Regions from separate parts of the Mus musculus genome. Here all the other regions are linked to region 3. Evidence: chromatin loops called from intact Hi-C (ENCODE). Cell type or tissue: left cerebral cortex. All regions are shown on one strand.

What was found. A loop is a pair of places that touch in the nucleus more often than their neighbours do. Peaks named below come from ENCODE experiments on the same cell type or tissue, not always from the same donor. Only the 100,000 strongest peaks of a DNase experiment are listed, where the experiment ranks them.
Region 1: it touches region 3 in a loop (2.6-fold over the local background); 9 of 42 quality-filtered maps call a loop at or near these places.
Region 2: a loop joins it to region 3, with 2.8 times the contacts of the local background. A loop is called at or near these places in 4 of 42 quality-filtered maps.

What each region holds. Positions count from the first base shown.
Region 1 is chr13:95,963,058-95,971,057 of GRCm38, forward strand. The region is part of intron 12 of Sv2c (synaptic vesicle glycoprotein 2c); the gene reads right to left. Among named protein-coding and RNA genes, the nearest start is that of Gm24032, 70 kb to the left of the region's middle. In left cerebral cortex, a CTCF peak has its summit at 3,336 (motif pointing right); DNase peaks (open chromatin) are centred at 2,673, 3,910, 4,288 and 5,183; H3K27ac peaks cover 412 bases.
Region 2 is chr13:95,935,960-95,943,959 of GRCm38, forward strand. No RefSeq gene overlaps it. Among named protein-coding and RNA genes, the nearest start is that of Gm24032, 43 kb to the left of the region's middle. In left cerebral cortex, no CTCF peak of the experiment used is centred here; DNase peaks (open chromatin) are centred at 4,641, 5,118 and 6,807.
Region 3 is chr13:95,559,858-95,567,857 of GRCm38, forward strand. No RefSeq gene overlaps it. Among named protein-coding and RNA genes, the nearest start is that of Gm32640, 15 kb to the left of the region's middle. In left cerebral cortex, a CTCF peak has its summit at 4,015 (motif pointing right); DNase peaks (open chromatin) are centred at 3,470 and 4,025.

The DNA.
Region 1 (8,000 bases), 400 kb after region 3:
CTTGCCGTCCAAAGTGCTTTACAGTCTGAAACTCACAAGCATGTGGCCTTTCAGATTAGTGGTGTTCAGCATTAGGAATGAACGAGCAAGTTAGTTCATGGTGAGCTAATGTAGTGTCGCCATGGGCTGAGAGATGGCTCAGTTCCTGTCAGTTCTGACTGTGAAGACAGGAGGACCTGGATTCAAACCCTCAGAGTGCATGTAACAAAAGCATGGCTTCCTTCGAATGCCTGTAACTCCAGTGTTGGAGAGGGGGCTGGGGGAGCGGGAGCAGAGAAAGGAAGGCAGATACTGGGAACCAGCCAGTCTAGCTGAACCGGTGAGCTCCTGGTTCAGTGATAGACCCTGTGTGGAAAGAAAGAGAGGAAGGAAGGAAGGAAGGAAGGAAGGAAGGAAGGAAGGAAGGAAGGAAGGAAGGAAGGAAGGAAGGAAAGAAGGAAGGAGGAAGGAAGAGAGGAGAAGCAATAAAGGAAGATGACACCCAGTGTTCTCCTCTAGCCTCCACATATATGTGCACTTGAACATAACACATGCACATACACCACATGCCACACACAGACACACACACAGACACACAAAGACATACACAGACACACACAGATGCGCGCACACACAGACACACATACAGACAGGCACACACAGACACACAGATACAGACACACAAAGACATACACAGACACACATACAGACAGGCACACACAGACACTCATACAGACAGGCACACACAGACACACAAAGACACACACAGACACACATACAGACAGGCACACACAGACACACAGACACAAACAGACAGACAATCACAATCATTTCCTTATCAGAATTCTCTGTGAGATCTAAGTTACAGAGAATCATATTGTCGGCCTAAAGATCCTGTCTGTTGTATTAGCATCTAAGACCTGCAGGCATGTGAGGTTCTACCTCTTCCTGTCTCTTGTCATCTGCTTCCTTCCCCTTCCTCACCTCTTCCCACTTCTTTTCTGTTTCTTCTCCCTCTGGGGATTGAACCCAGAGCCTCAGACACAGTAAGCTTTGTCCTATCACTGAGCTTCACTCGCAGCCTGGCCATGTATAGTTTTTGGAAAATAAAAATCTTCATCTGTTTAGTATTCATGTGTTGGGTGGTTTTCTGTGTCCTTTCAGGCAGGACACGTCAATTTTCCCATGATTTTACATCTACCGCCATGAGAGTATGTAAATTTCCTTCTGGCACTCTGTCAGTTCGCTGTTTTCTGGCCTCTTGCTGAGAGTCAGTGGGGATTGAAGGCAGATTAAGTGTACAGCATTTTTAGGCTATGTTTTCATTTAACCCACAGAGGAAATTGAATCTTCTGTGGTGCAGATTGAAGCGGTTAGCACACACCGGTCTGAGACTGATTTGGAAGTCTGTACGTGTAGGGTTTCCTTTGACAACTGCTCATCACGGCTCATACAGAGACACTTCCTGCACTGCGAGTTTTCAGAATCTGAGAAATGCATTGTAGTTCCTATGCAGTCAGCCCCTTGCTATGCCACTGAAAGAGATCAACCTCCCCAAGGCCTTCTCACCCCTGCGAGCTCAGGAGGCCAGTCTGGGTGTTCATGCACTCTACCAGTGGTCTTGCTGGCTCAGACACATCTAAAAAGAGCAGTAACAACAACAACAACAACAACAACAACAACAAAGCCCAAAATCAGTAGAGAGAACTACACGCCCCATTTCCCCACTGACCTAGAGCTCTGGTGTAGAAAGAGCAAGGGTTTCTTTCCTTTCCCTCACCTAGCAACCAGAAAAGAGAAGAACAAGAGGATCTGCTATCTCTCTGCTAAGTCTGTCCTCTGCATGTCTCTCTAGCCAGACCTTGTTCTCAATTCTAGCTTAGGCGAGTCTTTAGCATGTATGTCCTTATCCTATACAAACCCTGCCGCTTCGGAAGCTCCTGTCCCCGTTCTACCCAGGAGCTTTGATGGGCTAGCATTAACTAACATCATCCATCATTAGTGGACTCTCACCATCAACACTACGACTCACTCTGGGTGTTGAGCATCCTGTGGGGTCTGACGAATGAATAGAAGATGACATGTTTGCCCAACAATATGGCAGCACTCAGCATAATCTATTGTCTTAAAAATCTGCCGAGTGCCACTTTTTCATCCTCCTCCCACCCCCGCCACCCCCCCAGACCCTGGCTCCCCTTGGTCCTCTGCCTGACAAACTGTCATGAGCCACACCTTCATGTTCTGGTGTTAAGATAAAGCGCATCCTGCTGGGGAAAACAGCTAGAACATGTGTGTCGCTGATAAGAAAAAGGAAAACACTCTCTCGCTATGGTGAAGCCTAGGACACCCAAGCTGCAGAACGCCCCTTATAGGATAAACATCTGGGCGAGAGTAGCCAGATGTTACCAAGGCACGACCCTCTGCTGTGACCCAGAACAGGGTATAAAATCTGGAGAGATATCTCCTCACACCACTGGACCTGGAGCTGGGGACGGGACGACTGGAGATGTCTGGGTGGCAGGGATGGCTTTGGGAGCATCTGGTACCCAAGGATTCTGAAAGAAAGGCTTCTTATTTCTTGATACTGTCTTCGTCTCCCCAGCTGAAGCAGTACTTCAAATGAAATCTAGCGTCAGCATTCAAGAAATCGTGCCTGCCCTTCTCTCAGCACTTGAATTATTCCTTCAAATATCCGCAGCTGGAGAGTGTGATGTTCAGTGCCTCCGAGGCCCAGCTGTGTTACAGAAACCATTTCCCAAGCAAGTCTCCCTAGGGGCTATCTGCTTTCTCTGAAGTCAAGCTTTTACTCAGTTTATCTCTGCTTTTCCTTAAAGCAAGAGATTAACTTCTGCAGGTCACCTCATGCTTCCACCGGATGCTTCCATGCCCCTTGAGGGCAGTCTCTGCTTGATTTCTCAGCAGCAGGCTGGGCCCTGTGTTCTTTTTCACACTGAGATATTTTCCTACCGCCTTTTGCCCAGGCTTTGTCAAAAAGGAGATAGAAATGGCGCTCTCTCTCGATATATCTCAAAATATCTCCACTCCTTTTGCTTCTTCCAGGCAGACTTTGTTCTCTACTATTGCTTACACACATATAACACGTAAATCCTTTCCTTATACTCCCCATGCCTCATTCTGTCCTTGTTCCATAAACTCTACTGTATCCCCTTCCCCAGGCGGAAACGTGACTGGTTCTTTGGAGGATTTCACAATTTAGTGGGTTCTAGGTTTTAGTTAGATTGCTTTAGGATTCAATTAATTACATTTTATTTTACTATTTTTTTAATGTATGTGTATTTTGCCTGCATGTATTATCTGTGTATCACTTGTATGCAGTGTCCAAGGAAGCCAGAAGAGGGCATCTGATCCTTTGGAACTAGAGTTATAGACCACGTGAGGTGCTTGTTGGGCACTGGAATTGAACCCGGGTCCTCTGAAAGAGCAGTCAGTGCTCCTAACTGCCGAGCCATCTCTCCAGCCCCATTCTGCATTTTAATGGAGGCTGGGAAAAGACAGCTGCTGTCTCCGTTGTGGATGGAGGGAGACCGGGGTTGCCCAACAGCTTCTTCCTTTGTACCTTGTTGCTGAGTGGTGCCTGAGTTTTGGATGAAGAAGAGGAAGACCATCAGGAGTTAGGGTCATGGCTGGCATGTGTCAAGCACGATGACTAGCTCTTCCTTTAGCATGCTAAGTCCCTGCCCCGCCTACTAATGAAATCACTAGGGGAAAAATAATTGCTGCACTTTGTAGAGGCCTGGGATAGCAGAGTTCAGACTCCTTTCACAGATGTCACCTGCTGAAAAAAAAAAAAAGAAAAAAGGAAAGCCTTCTCTAAGCTGAGCTTCTGGAAGGAGCATTTTTCCAGTCAGCATAGTCAAGTGATCCATAGAAGTTATAAAAAGAATCCTCAAGACTCAGCATGGGGCACTTGGAAAAGTACAGGCTGTGCTTAAATGGAGGCTACACTGCACTGTAAACATTCATCTGGAAACCGGTGATTTGAAACACACGAGTTTCATTCGCCTCAGAAACAATTCTGTGAACAAAGGCTGGTTTCTCAGGTCAACTCCGAGCTGTTTTGACACGGAACCTGCTTGATTTCACAAACCATGATGCTAACTGGCCTGGAAGCCCTCGAGTGCTTGTTAAGCAAATTGATCTTATTTGCACTCCTTGGAACAGATTTACCTATGCACTTATTTATATCCATTTAATGATCACTCATTAAGTACTTTTTATATTTCATTTGCTTATGCGCCAGACTCGTCTTGAACTCTCCAGCTTCCTGCTTCCACTTTTCGAGTGCTGAGATTGCAGGTGTGCACCATCGCGCCAGGCATGGAGCAACCGAGCATCTCAGATGTGCTGAGCGCTGCCCTATGCTGCACTGGCTACAGAGCTAAAGGCTGTCTTTCTTGGCGTGGGTACAGTCGGGGAAGATGTCTCAGAAGGGATACACAAGGACAGGACCAGCCTTGTTGGGACAGCTGGAAATTACCTGCTGAAGGATAACATAGGGACAGGTACTCTGTCTCTCACACTATTCATTTGTCTTATGTCACGGTTGGTTCCCACTCAGTCCACCTTATCACACCCATAAAGACTTCTTTAATGCCAAATGGGCTATCTCTCTCCAGCTCCGAGTGCATGTTTCCTGCCTTTGTGCATAGCTGTTGTCAATTTAGGGTTAGGATGGCAAGCTGGTTGATCTAAGGTATGTGGGCAGGTACAAACACTCCCCTGCTACATACCATCCAACCTTGTAGCTTTTCAAAGAGCATTGCCTCCTGGATACAGTGGCGTACGCTTATAAACCCAGCACGTGGGAGACAGCGGCAGAAGAACTGCAAGATTGGGACAGCCTGGGCTACATAACACATATAGGACCAGCCTGAGCTACATGAGTGATGTTTGAAAGCAAAACCCCGAGACAAAATGCAAATAGTAATGTCCTATAACAATGGCAAAGGGTAAGGGACTATGCACAGACAGCCTGGTCTGAAGTTTAGGTCTTGAACCCCATGGGACCCGGTGGGTGGTAATTTCCACCTACATGGGACAGAAGGCGTTTGATCATGTCTCCTGGACCCCTGGCTCCTGTCAAAGTTACCATCCCCACAGTCCCCCACAAGAGAAGGCATGTGGCTAGCAGTCACATAGACAATGTCTCAAGCTTCTGGCATGCTGGCTAGACTCCTCCCCACAGTTACCTAGCAACAACAAGATAGCAACCCACTACAAGAGAGGCTGCTTGGTCCCTCCTCACTCTCTAGCTCTCCTTCTTTCTTCCTTTCCCTTCCCACCTCTCTCTCTCTCTCTAAGCTTTTACCTCTCTTACTCTCTAGCCTTTCTTCTCTCTCTTCCCCTTCTCCCCTCATGGCCATGACTGGCCCCTCCCTCTCTCTTTCTACCTTCCCTCCTTTTCCCCTGTCTTTCTACAATAAAGCTCTAAAACCATAAACTGTCTCTGATCATGAATGCCTACTGTGCTTGAATGATGGGGTAGGCTTTCTCCTAACAAGCCACGTCTGACCTCACACCGGAAGGCCTTCCTGAGCTGCAGCCACTGACAGGACCAAGGACTCTCGTTTAAGCCCCTTCTCCCCCTGCCTTCTTCCCTTATCTCTGGGGCGAGTGCTGCCCCAGGGCCCCTATTCTGTTCTCAACTCCTCCTCTGTATCCAATGTGGGATGCTAGAGACTGAGAACCTGGTACCTGGGGCTGTCCCTTGTCCACCACCTGCCGTGTGGTGTCAGTGGCTTTACACAGCCAGATGCCCACCCAGGGCTGTGTGGAAAGCGTCTGCCAGTCCTCCCGAGTCCGCCTGCCCAGAGCACTGGAACTCTGGCGGGACCCCGGTTCTCTCCCACCCACCTCTTTCCCTAACACCCACGGCCCCGCACACATGCACAGTTCTGATTTTATTGCTCTCTAGGGGTCTAGGCATTGGTATTTTTCAGAAGTCCTAAGGGACTGCAAGGTATGCCCAGGAGTGAGGACGTTGTTATCTTCCCAGGGAGGGGTGCTTTTTAAAAGTTGACTTGGGTGTACTGTTAAACACCAGAGGAAATAACAAAAGAAAACACGCATTTCCCCTCTGCCAACACATCATTTTCTCTCCGAATCCTTTCTGCCTGTTTCCAGTCATGCAAATTATCACAAGCAGAGCTTTTATACAATTTTTCTTTTTCTTTTCTTTTCTTTTCTTTTCTTTTCTTTTCTTTTCTTTTCTTTTCTTTTCTTTTCTTTTCTTTCTTTCTTTCTTGCTTTCTTTTCTTAAATCACTCACATAAGGCTTTGTGTCATGTTGTTTGTGTTTGACTGTTTCATTTAGTATGTAACCACCATTTCTCTAACTGCACCCTTGGCTAGTGAGGCTTCCAAGCTTAGGTTAACATCTATGATACTGCAATTAACACTCAAATACATAACAGACTTTGTGTTCATTAGGGAACGTTGGGCAGGATGGAGCAGCCAGGAAAAATGGTGAGGATGCTGCCTGGTGGTGACTGGCAGCTGCAAGATATGCTGCGGCTATGAGATGGGTGAGAGGAGGGGGGCGAAGGGAGGAGGGAGGAGGAAAGAGAACAATGATGAGAGGAGGCTACCCTTCCTAGTGTGCTCCTGCTTCTTTTGTTTGTTTTTGTTTTGCTTGTTCATTTGTTTTCAAGACAGGGTTTCTCTGTGTAGCCCTGGCTGTCAGGAACTCATAGATCTGCCTGCCTCTGCCTTCCGAGTGCTGGGATTAAGGGCCATGTGCCACCACTCCCAGCTGTGCTCCTGTTTCTGTTTGCTTTTATTGTTGCGTTTGTTATTTTTGTATTGAGAAGAAACAAGTCATATACAGTACTCTAACCACCCCTACCCTTCCCACCTCCACCTTCGGTTCTGTTGGTTCAGGTGGTGCTTTGTTTTGTTTTAGACACAGTCTCTGTGTAGCCCAGACTAACCAATAACAATTCTGCCACAGTTTCAGAGCATGAAGACTCCAAGTCACGAGCCACCAAGATGGCTCCTGCTCCTGTTCAGCCTGCTTTTCACATGTCCTATCTAGTTATTTTACCAAGTACCATCAGCTTCTCCCTAACCATCAGCTTCTCCCTAACCATCAGCTTCTCCCTGACCATCAGCTTCTCCCTAACGATCGTCTCCTCTCTCCTGGCTCCTCAGGGTTCCTTCCTTGAGGCTTCTGCCCACACCGATTCTCTCAGACACTTGCCTGCTGCAATCCGGGGCATCTGCTGGCCTGAAGTTAGCCTCCCAAAGGCTGGCTACATCTGCAGGGGCTGCGCAGTCCTTGCAGCTGCTCACCGCGAGTCCTGAGTCCTCCGCAGAGGCATAAGGATGCCTGGGGTACTCAGTAAATGAGCAACTTCCTGGCTGCTTCCAAGTATGTCAGAAGTAGATTTTCGAAGCATTTATGTGGGCCATTTTGGACCTTTTCTTAGGTATTAGTTGGATGATGTCTGTTTATTTGACTCTAAAATACCATCTTGCTTTTTTTTTTCCACCAGAGAAAATGGCAAGCCTGAATTCTCAATTCAGAACACAGAATGCAGTTGCTTGTTGTCTCTGTGTGAGCACTGGGGACTGAACCCAGACCCTCGCATATGGGAGTCAGGGAAGCCATTCATGAGCTGTACCTGCCCCTCCACAGCTTTCTGATCTTTAACGGGGAATATTTGTCTTACTGAGAAGAGTAGCATCGTCCTCAAGGAGGCTAGATGCCAGCCTGAACCCCCACCAACCTGCCTTCCTCACCCCTCAGGGTGTGGAAAGAGTTCCCCACAAGCTGGGCTGAGCAGTCTCCCTAGACTCCAAGTGGCTGTCCATGTCATCCCAAAAGTCCCTCTGCCATCAAGGGGCTTCCGGTTACTTTTTACAGGTCCCTGTTCCTCGCTCCTGCCGAAATAAAACATTCCCATGAAACCCAGGCAATAATGAGAGCCTTTGTGTCTCATCACTGAATCTGATAAACCTGACTAGAAAGTGTGTGCCAGGGCCAGGGTGAAGAAGAAGAG
Region 2 (8,000 bases), 380 kb after region 3:
CTCAAATCTAGAGCTCTGTGCTCTGTCACCGACTGTTAAACTACGCTGAGCTCGCAGCAGGTCATCACACTTCTTGCCCCCACCAGAGTTCTTCGGATTCGCCAATGAAAAGACACACATGTGCAACCTTTATCTTTTGATATGCCTTAACTAGCTCAATGGTCAGGTCTCGGCTGAACCTCCACATAGCTAACTCCCCTCTGATAATAAGTTAATACTTATTAAATCTGTATTTCATCTCTGCTACCCCAGACCCAATCAGGGGAGAGGCCCCTGAGGCAGCTTGCCCTGATGCTTACATGTTGGTAGGCTCTTAAGTCAGATCTCTTGCTTCCCTGTCCTGGAGATTGTGCGCCTTTCTCTTCTCTTCATCCTTTGTCCCGGAAAATCTGAAGATTCTGCCTGTCTCTCTGCCCAATCATTGGCTGTTAGTAACCTTATTGACCAATCAAAAACCAGCTGGGGACAGGGACCCTTAGTGTCTGGATACGTAGATTCCCATGTGATTTTGGGAGCCAAATTAAGTCAAAGCATTAGAATCAATCCCCAACAGACTCTCCTCTAGTTCTGCTAGAATTTTATAAGAAGCCAAGACCATGATCGCTAGACTTTTAAGATCCACCCGTGAGTGATCTCCACAGGGCTTTTCAGGGTTTGCTTTACAGAGTAGGGAATGATTGATGATGTATGTCTGATACTTAATTCTTTTTTCTTTTTTGGCTTTTTCAAGACAGGGTTTCTCTGTATAGCCCTGACTGTCCTGGAACTCACTTTGTAGATCAGGCTGGCCTCGAACTCAGAGATCAGCCTGCCTCTGCCTCCCAAGTGCTGGGATTAAAGGCATGCGCCACCACACCGGGCTTGATACTTAACTCTTTACTCACCCATTCATTCATTTATTCATACACTCACTCATTCATTCATCTACAATAGTCACTGAACATTTACAATGTGCCAGGTACCTTCACAACCCTGGGAAAAGAGAAGTAAATAAAAGAAACAGATCCCTCTGTTCTCATGACATGAAAATTCTACAGAAGGGACACAGAATTCCAAATAAGTGCATATTGTACCAGGTGATGAAAAGAACTACCTAAGCACACTGAGGTGACAGGTGGAGCAGAAGGACATTTTAAATGGGTTGAAGAATAAAGCTCTGTTATGATCTTACCTGAGCAGACATCTGACTGGAGGACTGGGAGCAAGCCTTGTGGTTCTTTGGAGAGAGCACTGCAGAGGTGCTCAGGCAAAGGCAGGCACATGTAGGACCATACTGTGGTTTGTGAGTGACAAGAGTAAATACACTGTGCCTACTAGTGGTGCCAAAGAGTGGCTTTAAGAATTGGTCTGAATCCACAGACAGACATTAGGCAGAGCTCTGGGAACTCTGTGGAAGATGGGGAGAAAGGATTGATTGTGGGATTGATTGTGGGAGCCAAAGGGGTGGAGGACACCATGAAAACACAGCCCACAGAATCAACTAAGCAGGGCTCATGGCGCTCACAGAGACTGAAGCGGCAATCATGGAGCCTGTCTGAGTCTGAGTGAGGTCCTTTGTACATATGCTATGGTTGTGTAGCTTGAGCTAGGATTAGGGCTCTCCTAACAGTGAGGGTGGGGCTTGCTTCTGACTCTTGTGTCTGCTCTTGGGAACCATTTTCCTTCCCCGGGGTTGTTTCGTCCAGCCTTGATATGAGATTTTGAGCCTGGTCTTTTTGTTGTTGTTGTTGTTTTGAGACAGGGTTTCTCTGTGTAGCCTTGGCTGTCCTGGAACTCACTTTGTAGACCAGGCCAGCCTCGAACTCAGAAATCTGCCTGCCTCTGCCTCCCGAGTGCTGGGATTAAAGGCGTGTGCCACCACGCCCGGCTTTGAGCCTGGTCTTAATGTAACTTGGTATGCTGTGTTCAGTTGATATCCCTGGGAGGCCTGCTCTTTTCTGGAGGGAAATGGAGGAGGAGTGGATCTGGGAGAGAGGAAATGAGTAGAGGAGGGAAAACTACAGTTGGGAAAAAAATAAATAAATTTTAAAAAACCTGGATTGGTCTTTTTTTTTTAATTGTTATTTATATACAATTATACACTGCAGCTGTCTTCAGACACACCAGAAGAGGGCATCAGATCTCCTTACGGATGGTTGTGAGCCATCATGTGGTTGCTGGGATTTGAACTCAGGACCTTCAAAAGAGCAGTCAGTGCTCTTAACTGCTGAGCTATCTCTCCAGCCCCTGAGTTGGTCTTAAAAGGAAGCAGTCCCCTGGTTTGAGTGCAGTGATTTCATCTCTTCTACATCGGCAAGGTTAAGTTCTGAAGTAGTTCTAAGAAAGGAAATGAATGAATTCCAGTGCTGTGACCTGGCTCTATCTTTTTTTTTTTTTTTTTGGAAGCTTTCTAGTAAACCTGTTTATCTAGATCAGCAGTTCTCAACCTGTGGGTAATGATTCCAGTGACAAACTTCTGTCTCCAAGAATATTTACATTATAATTCATAGCAGTAGCAGACTTACAGTGAGGAAGTAGCAACAAAAATAATTTGATCGTTGTGGGTCACCAAAACATGAGGAGCTGTGTTAAAGGGTCACAGCCTTGGGAAGGTTGAGAGCCACTGCTCTAGACTTCTTGCTACTTTTTCTGTTGATGCTGTAATTTGCTGTTGAGATAAGAGTTTTGCAGTGTGGTACAGGCTAACTTCAAACTTGCGTTCAGCCTCCCATATTCTGGGATTAGATGCATGTATAACCACAGCTGCCTTGGTCTAGCACATTGAATAAAAGCTCTAAAGCTGTTTGTACCCAGTGACTTGGTACTATACTTTGTGGAATGTTTCTAGCAAAAGGAGAGAAGAGGGAAGCAAAAATCTTCACCAAAGCTCTTTATAGGGCTTTATATGTTATGTGTGAGCATTTTCTAGCAGTTGAAAGGAACAATGAAAATAAATAATGAACATCAGCGTGCTCAAGGTTTATAAGGTCGTAGGACTGACACATGGGGACCATGGTAGTAAGTGGAAATTTACTGTGTGGAGTGGGAAATAAAAGTTGCAAGCCTGATATTTATGCTGATTAAAATTATGAAAAGATACTGATGCATATTATGATGACCAAAAGAGTATTAGGAGAGCATCAGATATACAGCTAGCTTTCTACTTAGATAGACTGTGAATTCATATTGGATCTTGTTTTCCTCCTTGAAACTTTACAAGCCAGGATTTGTTGTTATTCTTGGTTTTTGTTTTTTTTGGTTTTTTTCTGAGACAGTCTTATGCAGTGTAAGCTTGTCTCCAATGTGCAGCACCACACCTGGGAAGGTTTTTTTCCTAAGGTTTTAGCATCCACACATTGCAAGTTTTTGAAAATGCAGGACTGTTCCATAGGCACTCAGCAGTGGTGAGGTACTTGCACATGGAATCTTGAGGGACAGGGCGTGGCTTGCACAGTGACCAGGGCTATGGCTCAGCCAAACATTGCTTGTTATGATTTTGGATTTGGAACTATACGTACAGATCCACAGGCTGGGACAGCAAACCAGCAGAGGCTCTAGCAGAGGCAGCTAGCCATCAGCCAATGAAAACTCAGGTTGCCATTTGGGAGGAGGGGCGGGAGGACAGAGCTACAGCACAGGGCCCCAAGGACTAAACTGCAAGTCAAAATGGTACCTACACTGATGTTTATGTCAAGAAGCAGAAACAGCGGCCCATGCCCTTAATCCCAGCACTCAGGAGGCAGAGGCAGGCAGACCTCTAGTTGAAAGCCAGTCTAGTCTACAAAGTGAGTTACAGGACAGCCAGAGCTGTACAGAGAAAACCTGTCTCCTAAAAATAAAATAAAATAAGATAAAATAAAATAAACAAACAAACAAACAAACAAACAAAAGAAACTAAGCAGCTTATCTGACTTTCTCAGAGGCAAGCGGTGTGAGAGACATAAGAACCAAATGTCTTCAATCAGCTCATTTTCTATAGCAACCAGAGTAAAGTTCCCTCGGCTTCAGTCTTTCTATAAAACAGTCACGCACCACCACGCAGACCACGTACTTAGCCTTTCATGGCTCTGTTACTGTTTTCTTCGAGTCTCCCCATTTTTGGGGGCCTACATATTAAACAAAATCCTTAGCTTTGTGCACCCACTATCCTAGCACTTGAGAGGAAGAGACTGGAAGATTTAGAGTTGGCAGCAGGCTTGAACTATTATATAGTCGGTTCCAGCCTAACTAGTATGTGAGATACTTAGTAAGACACTGTTTTAAAGAGCCAAAAGCAAGCAGCAAACAGAAACTTCAGCCACCAAAGAAATTAAAAAACCAAAAAAGCCAACCTTTTCATACTTGGGCTAATGGAATACTTCTATTTAAGAGAATGAAATATGCCCAATTCTAAAATCAAGTTGATTGTAAAATAAAAAAGACAGGCGTGTTTCATAGCTGTGATTCCAGCTACTCAAAAGACTAAGGCAGGAGGGTCATGTGACCCCCTGAGGTTGATACTAGCCTGGGCAACATAATCTCAGAAAATAAAACAAATAAGCAAAGCCTACACATATCTTTAAATACATTTGTTGTAACTGTCTACTGTGGCAAAGCTGAAGATACAAAGTGTTTATGTGGGATAGCTGTCACACCGTCTGGATGCATCCCAGCATCTAATTTTACAGTCATCTCTTAGTGGGGTGAGGGACACCCCAAAGCAAAACACTGTAGACACCTTCAAGTCTTTCATGTTTGCAGCCACTGGCCAAGTTCTCCCTGTGTTGTGCTTTGGGTACCATTTTGTAGAGTCTTGTTTTTAAATTGGCATTTATCATCTGTTTTTCTCCATTATCACGTAGACTTCTTGAGGAGAGGGTCCACACCTGTTTTATTTTCTATTGGTTTCTACGTCTACTTCTGCTCCATGATATTTACTTTCTTTATTTGTTTTTGAGACAGTCATTTGGAGTGCAGGCCAGGCTGGCCTGGAACTGTCAATCTTCCTGCCTCAGCAGGCATTTGCTACCATGCCCAGCTTGATATTTACGTGTTTGGGGAATGAATAAACAACCTTGGAGCACAGCCATCTGAGGTCTATGTCGAGCCCTCTGCAGCTCAGCTGGATGTAGTTGCTCAGCTGCCCTGAACACAGAATCCACACTGGGAAATGAGAAGACAAAACTCTGGCTGCCACACAAATTAGGATCTCAGCAGCTGGGCTGAGAATGGATAGAGCTCAGCCTCAGCGGTAAAGCACTTTCTAAGCGTGCATGGGTTCAGCATTCAATTCCCAGTGAGAAACACACACACACACATACAGTCACACACAGTCACACAGTCACACACACACACACACACACAGTCACACACAGTCACACAGTCACACAGTCACACACACACAGTCACACACAGTCACACACACACACACACACACAGAGTCACACACAGTCACACAGTCACACACACAGTCACACACAGTCACACAGTCACACACACACACACACACACACACACAGAGTCACACACAGTCACACAGTCACACACAGTCACACAGTCACACACACACACAGTCACACACAGTCACACAGTCACACACACACACACACACACACACACACACACACACACAAGCACACACAGAGAAAAAGAGAGAGAGAGAAAGAGAGAGAGAGAGAGAGAGAGAGAGAAGCTCGACAGGAATTCCATGTTGTATGTGACCCTGGGAAGAAAGGGAAATTATTTCTCATCCTTGGGGATTCTCATATCCCTGCTTCCTGCCTCTTCTCTCTTCTGTCTCTGCTTTCTTTGGGGAATGAAGGTCTGTAGTTTGTAAAGCTACGGTGAATATGGTGAAACTCCTCCAGTTTCGCTTGTTTTCACTGCTTTATAATTTCAAATTGTGTTTACTGTGCTGGGAATCAAACCTAAGGCCTTGCTCATGCTGGGTGAATCTCTATCACGGAGTGGCTCCCATCCCATCCCACCCCATTCCATCCCTTCATTTGCTTTTCTTCCAGTTGGAGGTCTAATCACTGAGCACTGTTAGCTTTGCTGCAGTTAACACCTCTGCCTTGTTGGTCAAGATGATAAATGTTGCTTAAGTTAAATTTCAGGAACTTGGAAGGAACTTGGCCAAATGGAAACCACAGGTCCTTCAAGTTCCCTAACAAGTGTCTAATGGGTGACCTTCTGACATCAGAGGGCCCAAACTACATGCTCAGAACATGTAATGGCATTTTCTATGGAGAGCCGAACAGCACGTATGTGCAGAGTGCTGGTCCTTTATTTTACTCTGGTCATCTTTCCCTGTACATCACGCCAGCCTACATCTTTATTCTATGGGGTCTCTTGCCTTGTTGCAGACCTGAGGCCAGCTCTACTGTCTCCGTAGCATTGGCTGCTGTTTGGAAGCTCATCGTTTCAGAGATCAGCATACTGTGCAAAACCAGTTCAATAATAATGGAGGAGGCAGAGCATCTTCCTGTGTTACAGATTTTTTTTTCTTATTATTCTTTCCTCTAGTAGCTGCAGGGTCCTAGAAGAAAATCTCTCTCTCTCTCTCTCTCTCTCTCTCTCTCTCTCTCTCTCTCTCTCTCTCTCTCTCTCTCTCTCACACACACACACACACACACACACACACGCACACGCACACACACACACACACACAAAATGGAATAGGGGAAATGATAACTTAGGACACTTAGATTTGTGGCTGTTCAGCTCTTGCAGCATTTTAATCAGGCAGCTCTCAGAGCAGCCTGTGAGGAGGAGGGATTCACCAGCGGGAGCCTGGTGTCTGATCAGGGACAGACCTCAAGGCTCTCACAATGCTGTCAACAAGAAGCTGCTTTCAGCTGTGTGTGTGGGACCTCCCTTACTTGTACCTACTTAAAGCAAGTCCCCAGCTGAACCCATGGGGGTTCTTGTGGTATGCGGGTTGTGGCACATGCCTCCAGTCCCAAACTCAGGAAGCTAAAGCAAGAGGACTTCTGTTTGAGGCCAGCTTTGGCTACATTTGATCTTGTCTTAGAAATCAAGGACTGGGGATGTTTCTCAGTGATAAGAATGTCTAGCAAGCCCCTGGGTTCAGTCCCCAGCATTGAGGGCTGTTGTAGCTACCAAAATAAAGGCTAAAAGCATGTGTGTATTTTTGTGTGTTCTTGTTGGAAGTCAAGACTTTGGCGGATTTGTTGGTTTGTTTAGACAGGGTTCTTGTTCTATAGTCCATGCTGGCCTACTATTTCCTACGTGTGCTCAGGGCAGCCTTCCAGGATAGGCAGTCCTTCTGCTCCAGCCTCCCAAGTGCTAGTTATGTGTGAGCTGCCATGCCTAGCTCTAAAAGTTTAGTGGTACATAGAGTCAAACTCTCATGTTCGGTCTCCTCTGGAACAGCTAGGTATTGGATTAAGTGTGTCAGGGAGACACAATTGAGTTGGTGTGGCATTTTTGACACAGTGCCCCCTGTTCTGGATGCCACAGGAAGTCAGCCACAGAGCAGGCAGATGAGACAGGAAGGTAGGCACTCCAGATCTTCCTGCAGGCCAGAGGCACTCACTCTGTAGAGGTCTGGAGTGTTATATCTAATGTCTCGTGGTGGAGTCCCTCTAGGAAGGCAGCTGTGTCACCCAAAGTGGGCATGCAACGGTCCCTCCCCTTGCCTCCATCAGGACAATTCCAGAACTCTCTCCATCCTCACAGAGCCTCCCACTACCACACACTAGAGATTTCTTCCTGCCATGTCCTTCTGTCTTCTTAGGCAGCTATTCCAAGAGCACTCATCAACAGACAGCTAAAATCTCTCTTAATCTGTTTCTAGGGAAACCTGACCTGAGAAGGAAGCATGGTAGAAGGGCCTTGTAGGTTAAAGGGGCAGTATAATTGTTGCCTGGCAGCGCGTTGCCTCTAGTTGATTTCTGTGTACTCGGATATGGAAGGGAAGGAGGCAGTTGCAGGAATCAGACCCGAGATGGCCGTGAATGTGTATACCAGGAGTCTTTTCATTCTTTGCCTATTCACACAACAGATATGAATCCCGTGGC
Region 3 (8,000 bases):
TACCAATGGAAAGTTCAAGAATCTAGCAGGCTGGACATCTCAGCTCATCTCCACACTTGGGATTTAGTTCATTCCAGATGCAGTCAGGGTGACAACCAAGAACGACACAAAGTAAACTAAAGCGAGAGGAGGAGCTGAGTGGTGGCGTTCGTCACACTCGGGTCCCTGCTGTGGATGCAGTGTGACCAGCTGCCTCAAGCTTCTGCCTCCATGGCGTCTCTCATTCGTATTCTTTCTTCTAGCTGTCAGCTATCTCTCTGTCTGTTTGTCTGTCCCCATCTATCTATCATCTACTACTATCTATCATCTATCTATCTATCTATCTATCTATCTATCTATCTATCTATCTATCTATCTATCTATCTATCTATCATCTTTATCTATCTATCTATCTATCTATCTATCTATCTATCTATCTATCTATCTATCTATCTATCTATCATATCTATCTATCTATCTATCTATCATCTTATTCTATCTATCTATCTATCTATCTATCTATCTATCTATCTATCTATCATCTGTCATCTATTATAATCTATCTATCATCTATTATAGTCTATCATCTATTATAATTTATCTATCATCTATTATAGTATCTATCTATCTATCTATCTATCTATCTATCTATCTATCTATCTATCTATCTATCATCTATTATAGTCTATCTGTCTGTCTATTTGTCTATTTCTGTCTATCTATCATCTACTATCTATCTATCTATCTATCTATCTATCTATCTATCTATCTATCTATCTATCTATCTATCTATCTATCTATCATCTATCTCTGTCTCTCTCTTCCATATGTTGCCCCCAGGCTGGCCACAAGCTGGAGAGTCTCTTCCTTCAGTCTCAGAGTTGTGGCACAGATTTGCTTCCACACCCAGCTGAGCTTTTGTTGTTTCTAACAGAAGTCCCCCGAGAACACATCCCCAAGTGTTTGAAAGCTCCATCCAAATCTGCATGAGGTGCAATTACATTGTTATGACACAATTATGCTGTGTAATTGCTGGGTGTATTTTTTGTACTCATAATGCATTGGAAAAATAAACCTCTTAGGGGAAAAAGTCTGTCCTGATTATTGGAGAAGGACCATGAAGGTTAAGCAAGACTGTTTTAAAGGGGTAACTTGAAACTCCCAGGAAGCTTGTGATATTTTTATGTATCTGTGGAAAATGGCAGTTCTCTCTGGGGTTTTTAGACTACCAGTGATTTTGCATCTTGCTAAAAAAGTCACCTATGTTTCAGTTTGTAGGTAATATTAATGAGCAACTTTTGCTTGAAGGTCTTTTGCTTGTTTGAGGGCTCCTAGGGCCTGAACCTAGGGTTTCATATGCTAGTCAGGCACTCTTCCCCCAAGCTCCACTCCAAACAGGAGGGGCTTTATTTGTTTGTTTTTAAGGACGTGTAGGTGTGTGTGTCCACATGTGACTGTGTGCATGCAGGTGCAGGTGCCCACGGAGGCCAGAGGCATTGGTTCCAGGGCTACTGGCATTGTGAGACATTTTGTCGGTGCTGGGAACCAAAACCAGGCCCTCTGGAAGAGCGGCAAGTGCTCTTAACCACGGTGTCGTCTCTCTGGTACCCCAGAGTTCAAGCTTTAATATTAGTGGCTTCCACTGCAGAAAAAGATGGATCACCGACAGAAAGCTGCCCTCAAGTCTACATTCATCGAATTTTATCAAGCCCGTTGTAACATAGCAACTAAATGTGTGACTTACATGACAAAAACCAACTAGCAAACAGACAAATCCCCTTGCTGTTTGCCAAAGTCTGTGTCAGACGCAAAGGGTGATAGGCTGAACGTGTCCAAAGTGCTCACCCTTCGGAGCGTAAAGCATCAGTGTGCAGAAGACCACACGCTTCAGGGATTTCCTCATGGCTGCGCAGGACACTCTCAGTGAGAGCCTGGGAAGACGCCTATGGCAGCGAAGTATTCCCCATTCTGCACGAGAGGAAATCCATTTGGTAAAGGGCTCTTTGATGGAGAGTTTGCTCTTACCCTGTTTGCTCCAGGCCCTTTTCACCACTCACTCCTATTTTCTGCCCCTTAGAGACACCCACGTATCACCATCGATTGTTCAAATCCTAGTCATTGTGCTCTGCATAGTATTTCACAGTATCTGACAGAATTTTGTGTGTGTGTGTGTGTGTGTGTGTGTGTGTGTGTGTGTGTATTGCTCTGCTGTATATTCATCTGCAGGCCAGAAGAGGGCATCAGATCCCATTACAGATGGTCGTGAGCTACCACGTGGTTGCTAGGAATTGAACTCAGGACCTCTGGAAGAGCAACCAATGCTCTTAACCGCTCATAGCCCCTGTTTCCTTCTCTTTCAGAGATAGTAGCTTAGTCCTGACCCATCAGCAACAGTGCTTTGTTCCTCCTGTCTGGTAAATGCTCTAGGAAAAGTACTCAGAAGCAAGAGTCTAGGTCACAGGGCAGTCTGAATGTACTGAGGATAGCCAGGACCTTTTCCAGAATTCAGACCTGCTGTGCCACCACAGAAGAAGTGGTAAGGTGGTAGCAAAAGTTCAGAACCCTGAACTCTTCATGGAGAAAGGCAGGAGTTCACTAGCTCCAGACCAGGTTCCTGTCCTAGAGCATGTGACCACAACACCCCACTAAGAGGACCATAATAACTAGTCACAGTAGTATAGAAACACAGAGTTCTCCATGCTAATGAGATATCTAGATGGGCGCCAAGGGTTTAGCCAATAAACTTCCCTTCCAGGGACATTCCTTCCTGCAAAAGGTATTTAATCTCTGGCCCACCCTGAGTAAGTCCTATGCACCCATTTCCCTGGATAAACAGTTTGGACAAGCAAGGACTGTCTCTCTCATTAAAGACGACCATGGCGGGAGGCCTTCTTCATACAGAGCTGTGCCTAAGTCTCCTGCAGAACTTAAGCCTCTGTGCACTCCTGGCACTCACCCTGCACTAAGCTGGATGGCTCCCCCATATCCCCTGCCCCGTTCTGGGCTCATCTCAGGCCCACAGGCCCCCATTCTCAGCTCCTCGATTCCCAGTGGCATTGCCCAGGAGTTTGAGAACCACAGCCTCCATCCCAGCCCACACAGTTTCTCACCCGGAGAAACATGGGCTGAGGCCCCTATCTTAGGCTACATTTTGTCTCCCCTGAGCGGCATGTCCGTATCCTGTGAGCCTGGCACCCAAACAGGGAAAAAGGAAATGTAGCCTAGAGTTTCTGTATTTTGACTTCCCAAGAGGTGTTCTGACAATCCAATGCAGGAGAGAGGCTCACTCTGTGAACCCGATGCTGGCCAGCAGCAGAGGGAAGAGTCATGGGGCGTGTGCTCCTCCAAGGCGTTGCCATGGATATGTCAAATCCATCTCCCTGTCTCAGCTGTCACTCGGTGCTGTCTAACTGCAAACAGCACCATGGAATGTGCTGCACCAGACTGGCAGACTGCCTCTGAACCACACGCTGACAGTTCTGGCACACGAGAGTAGATTGTAGGAGAAATTCCAGCTCCACCATTGAGTCAGTCTTTCCTCTGTGGATTTGTGAGAGTCGCCCTTCATTCATGAAATTTTCTTCTTTTGCTATCTCATCTGGTAACTTGGAGCAGAACACATTATTGACATTCTTAGCTCTCCTTCAAAATTATGCACAAATTTCAGATATGTAACGAAGTCGAAATGACACGGCAGACCACAGTGAGATCTGGAGAACAGGAACTGACAGAGAGCCACTGAAGAACTGTGACATTTCACCACTGGACACTTCAGTCTCCATGAAAATGAGGATGTTCTATAGAGGTTAAAGTGTCAGTAGAAAGAACATTACTAATGATGTGCATAACCCATCTGATCAAGCACTCATTTAAGTACCCAAAAAACTGTTATATAAGTTTTGGACATCATAGTTCCTGTTCACCCACTTAGCTACTTTGATGTATGCCATTTAAGGCCCAGAGGTTTTGTTTGGTTGGTTTGGTTTGCCTCACCCAGGAACGGTGTCCAAGAAGGTGTAATTTTCGAAAAGGACAGTAGGTGGCAGAAGAGGACTGTTTTGCTGTTTGCCAGTGCAGAGTTCTGCAGAGTTGGGTATACCGGGAGGTGGGGAGAGTTATAGGTGTAATGCCATGGCCACATAGGCACCTGTGGTTTTGGGGTACACTCAGAACTTCACAATGCCACTATTTCCCTATGAGATGCTCTAAGGACTTGAAAGCAACATTGAATTTTATTTCCATTGAACAGCTAGCTCGAGAGGTACACTATCCTTGTGGAATGATTTTAAAAACTGCTGTGAAATCAAATAAGCAGAAAGCTATAATCAATGGAGCTAAACTAACTACTGTACTTAAAGGAAACGATGATAGTCATCTCTTAACCATACCTTTCTTCAGAGACCACCTGGCATGTCAGAACCCTTGTTGAGACACACCTGCCATTCAGCTGTTACACACTGATGGTTTTAAAAAATCTACATGATCCATGGATGTGGGTACAAAAAGAAAAACAGTTGGGGGGGGAGGTTGAGAAAAGATGTTCTAAATATTTGTGGAAACTCAGAGGCTCGTTTGGGGTTGGAGTGCTAGGGATCAAACCCCGGACCACAAGGTGCTATGCTCTGCTCCACTGGAGCCCCGAGAGGGGAGAAGTTATGAACTAAAAGGAAACGTGTCCTGATAGCAGAGCAGAACTACCAGGGAGTTCTTGAGACTTTTAGCCCTGTTTAGAAGCCTGGTCCTGCTGCTTAGGTATAAGAGACAGCAGGACTGTTGGAGTGAATGAATGCTACTGAGAAGATGTGTCAGAGGAGTAACAATGTAACTCCTCCAGTCTCTGCATTGGTTTAGATCGCGGTGGAGCAAAGCCAGGCAGGAGAAAGAGTGAAAACCTTCCCTGCTAAGATCAATGATTCTCAACTTTCCCCTCCTATGGTCACTTTTGTTGTTGTTACCTTGTTTGCTTGATGGCAGAGTCTCCTTTTGTCGTTATGTAGATCAGGATGGGCGCAGACAGATACAGGCGAATCTCCCTACCTCAGTTCCTAAGTAATGTGATGATGAGCATGAACCACTATGCCTGCCTTTCTTACTTTAAAACAAATGAAAGTCAGAAAACAAACAAAAAAACAAAAAACCCAAACCAAAACAAACAACAGAGAGCTAAAAGCAAAGTTCACCTCTAGGGAACTCCGTGGCAAAGAACTTTCTAGGCGTGTGTGCGACTCTGAGTTCATTCCTTGGCCTCACCAAAGTTGGTCTGTTAAGATGGGGGGCTCCTCACCATGCTTTTTCTTTTTATACCCTGTATCCTTTAAAGTGGGATGTTAGAGGTTTGCAAGATAGCTTGAAGAATTCTTGTGGTTTGAAAGCCTATCCTGTTGAGTCTGGAGATAGCTAAGCAGTTAAGAGTGCTTGTTGCTCTTTTAGGGCACCTGTGTTTGGTTCTTAGAACACAAACAGGCAGCTCTCCAGGATCCCTCTTCTGGTCTTCAAAACCAAACTCATATAAGTGGCACACACATACACGCACGCATGCATGCACGCACAAGCACACACACACACTTTAAAAAAAAAATAAAGCTATGGTGTGGGCACGGGGCAGAACCCAGGAAATGGAAGAACAAGCAAGAACAAGGACACCCTGGCAGTTGATTGGGGGCCTTGGTGACTCTGGATTCTCCATTCCCCCCAAAAGTACTAAGGCTTTCTTTGGCTGTGAATATGATGTGCATGTTATGGCTAAAGAAACGTGTGACAATCGAGAGGAAGAACTTTCAGACCAGGAAAGTGAAAGGTTACAGAGAAGGAGAAACTTTAGACATTCTTCCTGTGCACAGGGTTTAGCTAAGACAGATTCCCGGTGTGCACAAGACCTGGTGGGGCCAGCATCTCTGCTAACCTAATTATAGGTCTGCTGCATTTAGTGTATAATCTGAGACTCCTGTCCCAGCCTCCCTAGTATTAGGATCATGGACATGGCTGCCATGCCCATCCCCCCTCCTAGGTTTGTTTGTTTGTTTGTTTTTCCTTAGCTCTATATTTCCAATGATACCTGGTTTTTTGTATCTAGATGTACCAGTGTCCATATCATGGTTCTCAGCTCCAGAAATCTCTATTGACGTCTAATAATGAAGAACTAGGAGTCAGCTCACCTAGACCAATGTCAACTCACTGCCCCTAATGTTGATAGCCGTATCCGTTCTAATTATTTTGAATGCCCAATTTCATAATTGTAAATCATATACTTTAACTTCTTTTTTTTTTATTTTCTTTGAAATGAGGTCCTGCAAGCTGCTCAGGCTGCCCTTTAACTCCTGGACCCGAGAGATAAGACAAACCTAGGAGGGGGGGTGGGCATAGCAGCCATGTCCATGATCCTAACACTAGGGAGGCTGGGACAGGAGTCTCAGATTATACACTGCTTTAAGCCCCTAAGTAGGTAGGACTACAGGTTGTTGTTGAAGTGCTTTCCCATACCTGAGTATGGCTAACATGGCGCTGATGGAATTTGCCTTTTACCCCTCCCACCCCCCTTGCTAAAGATCGTTAGATTACACTCCTAAACTGAGCCACCAAGGTCCAGTCCCTTATTTGATCACTTCTTCCTCCTGAGGCTGACCACCAAGGTCCAGCTATCAAAGTACTTAAGTCCAGCAATCAGAAGGCCCCTTTGGCTTACCTAATTAATTTTCCCAATCAAAATTTAACACTTCATCCTAACCAAGGCTTTCCCCATTTGCCTGTGGGCCATGTCTGTCTCCCTCTATCCAGAGGCACTTCTTTGTTCCTCAGGAGCAAATATTCCTTCCCCTCTCTCCCTTAGCCCGTTTTTCTTCTCCCTTACCCTCTGTCTCCTGTCTTTGTCTCTTATCCCTGCCCGTTCCCCTCTGGAGGCAAATAAACCTCCTTTGCACTGAGAACTTGGTTCTGGTGAGTCCTGTGCTGTGGGAAGCCACATACGCCATTACAAGGTGGCGCTGGCTACCTCTGGCCACTACCCATAAGTTTGGGTAAACAACCAATGTGCACATGTGCAGTAAAGTTTTTGCCGAGTCACTGCCTGGCCCTGGGCATGTAAATGAGGTACTGAAATGCGTACTAAAAACATAATCAATCGGGTGTGGATATGTAAATGAGGTACTGAAAGCATAACCAATCGGGAGTAGACACGCCTCTCCTAGGCCTATATAAGCAGCGCCAGTTCTGGGGCTCGGGTCTTTTTGCCTCTGCAATCAAGCTCTCCCAATAAATGTGTGCAGAAGGATCCTGTTGTGGCCTCTCTCTTGCTGGCGAGCCGGGCACTCACACTGTGCCAACCCTGGTCCTTTCACACACCCCTTCTCATAGCTTACCTACCTATTCTTAGTAAACTAAAGAGAGAAGAAACAGAAATGTCTTTGCCACCAGGTTTTCTCATAACCCTCCCCTCACCCCAGTGGTAGTATACGTGTGTGTTGCTAGTCATCAAACCCAGTCTGTTTATGAGAGATAAATTCACTGAGCTACATTCTAGCCGCCCCCGCTCCCCTTGTCCTTTTTTAACAGTTTCTGTTTTACTTTTGATATGACCGGAAACTCAGTACTGTTCTGCAGTGTATTTCTGCCACCCATGGGCTGCGTCTGTCACATGGTTCCGGCATTGCTTACATCTATGTCTTCTTTCTTCTCCATCCTTTCTTTGTTTTCTGGAGGACATCTTCATATAACTTTCTAAGGCAGGTAATGTGATAAGTGAACACTGCTGGTTCATGAATGTCTTTATCTGTCTTCATTTATTTTTTCAATACTGTTTTCCTTCCTTCCTTCCTTTTTCTCTTTTCCTTTTTGTTCCAGAGCTGGAGATTGTACTAAGCTTGCTTTGCTAGGTAAGTCTTCTGCTCTAAGTTATACAGCCAGCCCTTGATTTTTAAAATCATATTGTTTTGAGACAAGGTCTCACTAAATTGCCCATGGTATAGTCCGGTCTTGAACTCCTCATTCTCCTGCCTCAGCAACCAGAACAGCTGAGATTACAAGCT